2 separate regions of the Homo sapiens genome follow, and region 2 is linked to region 1. Evidence: read pairs that join two places in POLR2A ChIA-PET (ENCODE). Cell type or tissue: GM12878. All regions are shown on one strand. Links, peaks and the distances in the headings refer to the core of each region. The heading gives the core; the rest is flanking DNA. Region 1 has its middle 3.1 kb from the start of IL21R. Region 2 overlaps NSMCE1-DT (NSMCE1 divergent transcript).

Region 1 (2,916 bases), core at 300-2,799:
TCAAGACCAGTCTGGGCAACATAGCAAGACCCTGTCTCTATAAAAAAATTTAAAAATTAGACAGTCATGGTGGTGCACGCCTGTAGTCCCAGCTACTCTGGAGGCTGAGGTGGGAGGACCACTTGAGCCAAGGAGCTGAAGGCTGCAGTGAGCTATGACTGTAGTGCTGCACTCAAGCCTGGGCAACAGAGCAAGACTCTGTCTTCAAAAATAAAATCCCCAAAATGAAAAAGAATGAGTCTAGAAGATAGTTATCATCATCATCATCATCGTCCCTGTTTTACAGATGAGGAAACTGAGGCTCAGAGAGGTTAAGTGACTTGTCCAAGGTCACACAGCTGATGAGTGCCAGAGTTGGGATTTGAACTCAGTCATTTGGGCTCCAGAGCCCGCACTCTTAACTCACTACACTGCTCTGGGGTGTGTATGAAAACAAGGATATTCAATTTCTCCTCCCTCCCTCCTGCCTGCCTTCTTTATCTACCTGCTTTCTACCCACCCACCTACCTATCCACCCATTCATTCTTCTCTGCACCCACCCACCCAGCCATTCCTTGCTTCCTCCCCCTAATATTTATTGAGCAGGCTCAGAGAGGTTAAGTGACTTGTCCAAAATCACGCAGCTTGGCTACATCCTGGGGCTAGCCCACAGAAATATACACACAGTGACAGCCCCCATGGAGCCTATATTCTAGTAGGGAGAGTTAGACAAAAAGAAGTAACAGACAAACTCAATGTAAACTGTACTAAATGTCATAGAAAACCAATGAGAGATCAAGGTTGTGACATTTGGGGGTACACTAGGTGCTAAGAAGTGCCCAGCCATGGGAAGAACATTATCGGCAGAAGGATCTGCAAGTGCAAAGGCACTGAGGTAGGAAAGAATGTGGCTGGCTCCAGGAACTTGAGAACAGCATGGCGTAATACAGTGAGCAAATGGAGGAATAGTAGAAGGTGAAGGCACGGAAATCACACATCTACACCACATGGGACCTCACGGTTTTGGGTGAGGAAGGTAGATTGTTCCAAAGGAAATGGGAAGTCATCATTGGAGGGTTTCATCTTAAGAGTGGCTTAATCCAGTTTACATTTTCAGTTCAGGCCAGGAGTTGGGGAATGGGTGGGATCAGCAGGGGTCACAGTCCCTTGGTGCTTAAAAAGTAGATGCATTTGGAGCTGCCAGGCCCATGTCCACTGGGGTAAACATGAGTCCCCTCAGAAATAGACATGTGGTCCCTTGAGGGGTTCCTCTGGGTCTGTAAATGTCTCATAAGTATGGCCTCTATACCCTTGGAAGGAAGGTGCCATAGGATCTCAGCGGCCCTCCAACCATGCCTCAGTGCTGATAGCTGGTCAGCGGGGAGGAAGTGGTCACATTTGCATTTCAGCCAAGGGGCCTCCTGGGAAAAAATAATTGACACACCCCCTCCCTCAACCCATTTCCTCTTTTTTATTTTTATTTTAAGAGCTTTATTTAGCTATGTTTTACATAACATAAAATCAAGCCACTGTAAATGTACAGTTCAATGATTTTTAGTGAATTTATCGAATTGTGCAATTATAACCACGATCCAATTTTAAAACAATCCCATCACTCCTGAAAGGTTCCTTGTGCCTGCTTATAGTCAATCTCCATTCCCATTCCCAGGGCCACTCGTCTACTTTATGCCTCTACTGATTTTGCTTTTTTTTTTTCCTAGGCATCTCATATCAATATGTTGTCTTTTGTGTTTAGTTTCTTTCAGCATCGCGTGTTTGGGGTTCAACCACGTTGTAGCGTGTGTTGGCACCACATATCTAAAAATCCATTTTTAGGCCAGGCGCGGTGGCTCATGCCTGTAATCTCAACACTTTGGGAGGCCAAGGTGGGCGGATCACTTGAGATCAGGAGTTCGAGACCAGCTTGGACAACATGGTAAAACCCCGCCTCTACTAAAAAATACAATAATTAGCCTGGTGTGGTTGCACACGCCGGGAGATTGAGACCAGCCTGGCCAACATGGTGAAACCCTGTTCTACTAAAAATACAAAAATTAGTTAGGTATGGTGACGTGCACCTGTAGCCCTAGCTACTCAGGAGGCTGAGGCAGGAGAATTGCTTGAACACGGGAAGTGGAGGTTGCAGTGAGCAGAGCTAGTGCCACTGCCCTCCAGCCTGGGAGACAGAGCGAAACTCCATCTCAAAAAAATAAAAAATAAAAATTGATTTTTATTGCTGAAGAATATTACATTGCATAGATATGCCACATTCATTTATCCTTTCATGAGATGATGGACATTTGGAGTATGTCCACTTTTTCCTTTACTACAAACAAGCATGCTATGAACACTTGCATGCGAGTCTTTGTGTAGACATGCATTTTCAAATCTTTTGGATATATACCCAGAAGGAGACTTGTTGAGTTAAAGGTAGTTTAACTTATTAACTTTTAAATAAGTTTAACTTATTAAGAAACTGACAAACTGTTTTTCACAGCAGCTGCCCTGTATTATATTCCCACCAGCAATGTCTGAAGGTTCCCATTTCTCTACGTCCTTGACAATATGTATTTTCTTTTTTTTTTTTTTCTTTTTTTTTTTTTTTTTGAGATGGAGTCTCGGTCTGTCGCCCAGGCTGGAGTGCAGTGGCGCGATCTCGGCTCACTGCAAGCTCCGCCTCCCGGGTTCACGCCATTCTCCTGCCTCAGCTTCCCGAGTAGCTGGGACTACAGGTGCCTGCCACCACGCCTGGCTAATTTTTTGTATTTTCTTTTGTAGAGACGGGGTTTCACCGTGTTAGCCAGGATGGTCTCGATCTCCTGACCTCGTGATGCGCCCGCCTCGGCCTCCCAAAGTGCTGGGATTACAGGCGTGAGCCACCGCACCCAGCAGACAATATGTATTTTCTGTTGGTTTTTATTATAGCCATCCTAGCGG
Region 2 (2,916 bases), core at 292-2,791, 120 kb after region 1:
AGTTTTTCTATTTTATTAGTCATTAAGAGAACACCAGCTTTTGGCTTCTATAATCAACTTCATTTTCTTTTGTTCTTTGTTTTACTCATTTCTGCTTTTTCATTCTTATTTCCTTCCTTCTGCTTTCTCTGGGTTTCTGTAGTTGTTATTTTTCTAACTTTTAACAATTAACTCCCTTACATTTTTTCTTATTTTGTAAGAAGTATAAAGCTATAAGTCCCCCTCTAATTATTATTATTATTATTATTATTTTTATTTTGAGATGGAGTCTTGCTCTGTCACCCAGGCTGGAGCGCAGTGGCGTGATCTCAGGTCACTGCAGCCTCCGCCTCCAGGGTTCAAGCGGTTCTCCTGCCTCAGCCTGCTGATTACCTGGGATTACATGCATCCACCACCATGCCCGGCTAATTTTTGTATTTTTAGTAGGGACGGGGTTTTGTCATGTTGGCCAGGCTGGTCTCGAACTCCTGATCTCAGGTGATCTGCCCACCTCAGGCTCCCAAAGTGCTGGGATTACAGGCGTGAACCCCGTGCCCAGCTAATTATTTAGTTGGATCCCACATGTTTTATGATGTCAGGTTTTCATTGTCATTTATTTCCAAATATTTTATAATTTCCATATTGGTTTTCTTTTTAATCTGAATGTTTTCAGTTTCTAAACATGTGTTCTTTTTCTTTTAAAAATGTATGATAAAATCTTTCAACATATAAAAAATATAATACCTGTGTACATGGTCCTGTACTCAACACCTCACTTAAGAAATAAAACTCGAATATATGCTTATAATTTTTAATTTTAATTTTAATTTTTATTTTTTTGAGACAGAGCTTTGCTCTTGTTGCCCAGGCTGGAGTACAATGGCACGATCTTGGCTCACTGCAACCTCTGCCTCCTGGGTTCAAGGAATTCTCCTGCCTCAACCTCCTGAGTAGCTGGGATTACAGGCACTCACCACCATGCCTGGCTGATTTTTTTGTATTTTCAGTAGAGATGCGGTTTCATCATGTTGTCCAGGCTGGTCTCAAACTCCTGACCTCAGGTGATCCACCTGCCTTGGCCTCCCAAAGTGCAGGGGTTACAGGCGTGAGCCAGTGCGTCCGCCCAATTTTTAATTTTTAAAAATTCGTAAGTAATAGATGTACGTGGTTAAAAAAAAAAGTTCATTCTGACTTCCTGGCCCCTTCCTCAGAAGCAGCTGCAGTTACTAATTTAAGGTGTATTGTATCTACACCTTTTTGGCTCTCTTTTTGTTGTTGATGTTTAATTTTACCACATTGCGGTTTGTGAATGTGGTCTATAGATTCTTTGGAATTCATTTAAGCTTCCTTTGTGGCCCAGTACATAGTCAATTTCTGTAAAGAATAGATATACCAAAGTTTTTTTTTCTAAAATACAAGCCTGATCTCATCACTTACTTTTCATAAGCTTCTGTGGTCTTCGGGTGAAAGACCAACACCCTCAGCATATTATTTCCCGAAGCTTCCTCTCTAGCCAAGGCCTTGGCCCTCGCCTTGTGGTCAACAAATTTATGTACTCATAGCTCTCATGCATTTTAGGGTCAGCTTTGAGAAGTCTGAACCATCAGAGCTGTCCAGGAATAGAGAGTCCAAAGTCTGGCACTTCAAAGGCCCAATAAATACTCACAGAGCCCACTAGGGAATGAGCCGTCCTCTGAGTCATACTGAGGCAGGACTGTCACCCCATGGGGGACCACTCTGCATGATGAACTTCGATCCTTACTCACTACTTGTTCCTGCTGAACGAGATTCACCTCATAGAGGCCTCTGATTGCTGTACTGCTTCCATTTTAATTTGTCAGCACTTTCCCTTCTTTTTATTTTTGCCAGATCCATAGTGGATCACTTGACAGTAGCATTCTCCCGTCACTTGGCCTTCTATGAATCAGTTGCTTAACCCCAGCTAAGGCCCACTTCAGTATGAATCCAGGCTGAGCTTCTGCTCTGAAGCCCCCAGGATGGGGATGGGGGTGTTGAGGGAGGGATCAGATAACCAACTGTCATCTCTACACATTTCTGGTTTCAACCTCAGCTAGGAACTCATCTCTGCATTGTCGTCAGCGTCTCTTCCAAACCTTTTGATCCATTCCCCTTAAATCCCTTAGCATCTCCTCAGCACCTCCCAACCTTTTTTTGGGATAGGCTGGTGTGCAGTGGCACCATCCCTCAACCTTAACCTCAACTGTAGCCTCAACCTCCTGGGCTCTACCTCCCAGGCTCAAGCCATCCTCCCACCTCAACCTCTCAAGTAGCTGGGACTACAGACACATGCCACCACACTCGGCTAATTTTTAATTTTTTTTTTGTAGAGACGAGGTCTTGCTGTGTTGCCCAGGCTGGTCTCGAACTCCTGATCTCAAGCAATCCTCCCACCTCAGCCTCCCAAAGTGCTGGGATTACAAGTGTGAGCCACCACGCCAGGCCCTCTTCAGCCAAAGATTGATACTGTTTGCTACCTTACGGAGAAAACGGAAAACATCAGGAGTGAGCTTTTTTTAGCCACTTTCACCTCTTTTCCTGCTGTTTCAGAAGTGTCTCTTCTCTTCTCTAGGTTAACAGTAATCCTGTCGCTATACACCTTTGACCCCATCCCTTTTTGTCTGTTTTTTTTTTGGTGTTTTTTTTTTTTTTTTTAAGACAGAGTCTTGCTCTGTTGCCCAGGCTGGGGTGCACTGGCACAGTCTCGGCTCACTGCAACCTCCACCTCCTGGGTTCAAGACATTCTCCTGCCTCAGCGTCCAGAGTAGCTGGGACTACAGGTGTGCGCCACTACGCCCGGCTAATTTTTTGTATTTTTAGTAGAGATGGGGTCTCACTATGTTGGCCAGGCTAGTCTCAAATTCTTTTTTTTTTTTTTTTTGAGATGGAATCTCACTCTGTCACCCAGGCTGGAGTACA

Evidence for each region. ChIA-PET counts read pairs that join two places held together with the same protein. Peaks named below come from ENCODE experiments on the same cell type or tissue, not always from the same donor. Only the 100,000 strongest peaks of a DNase experiment are listed, where the experiment ranks them.
Region 2: POLR2A ChIA-PET joins it to region 1 with 11 read pairs; 3 of 35 experiments call an interaction of 5 or more read pairs at or near these places.

What each region holds. Positions count from the first base shown.
Region 1 is chr16:27,397,596-27,400,511 of GRCh38, reverse strand. No RefSeq gene overlaps it. Among named protein-coding and RNA genes, the nearest start is that of IL21R, 3.1 kb to the left of the region's middle. In GM12878, for the core only: no CTCF peak of the experiment used is centred there; a DNase peak (open chromatin) is centred at 1,381; H3K4me3 peaks cover 748 bases; H3K27ac peaks cover 2,279 bases.
Region 2 is chr16:27,272,755-27,275,670 of GRCh38, reverse strand. All of the region lies in intron 1 of NSMCE1-DT (NSMCE1 divergent transcript), which reads right to left. Among named protein-coding and RNA genes, the nearest start is that of NSMCE1, 5.4 kb to the right of the region's middle. In GM12878, for the core only: no CTCF peak of the experiment used is centred there; a DNase peak (open chromatin) is centred at 1,633.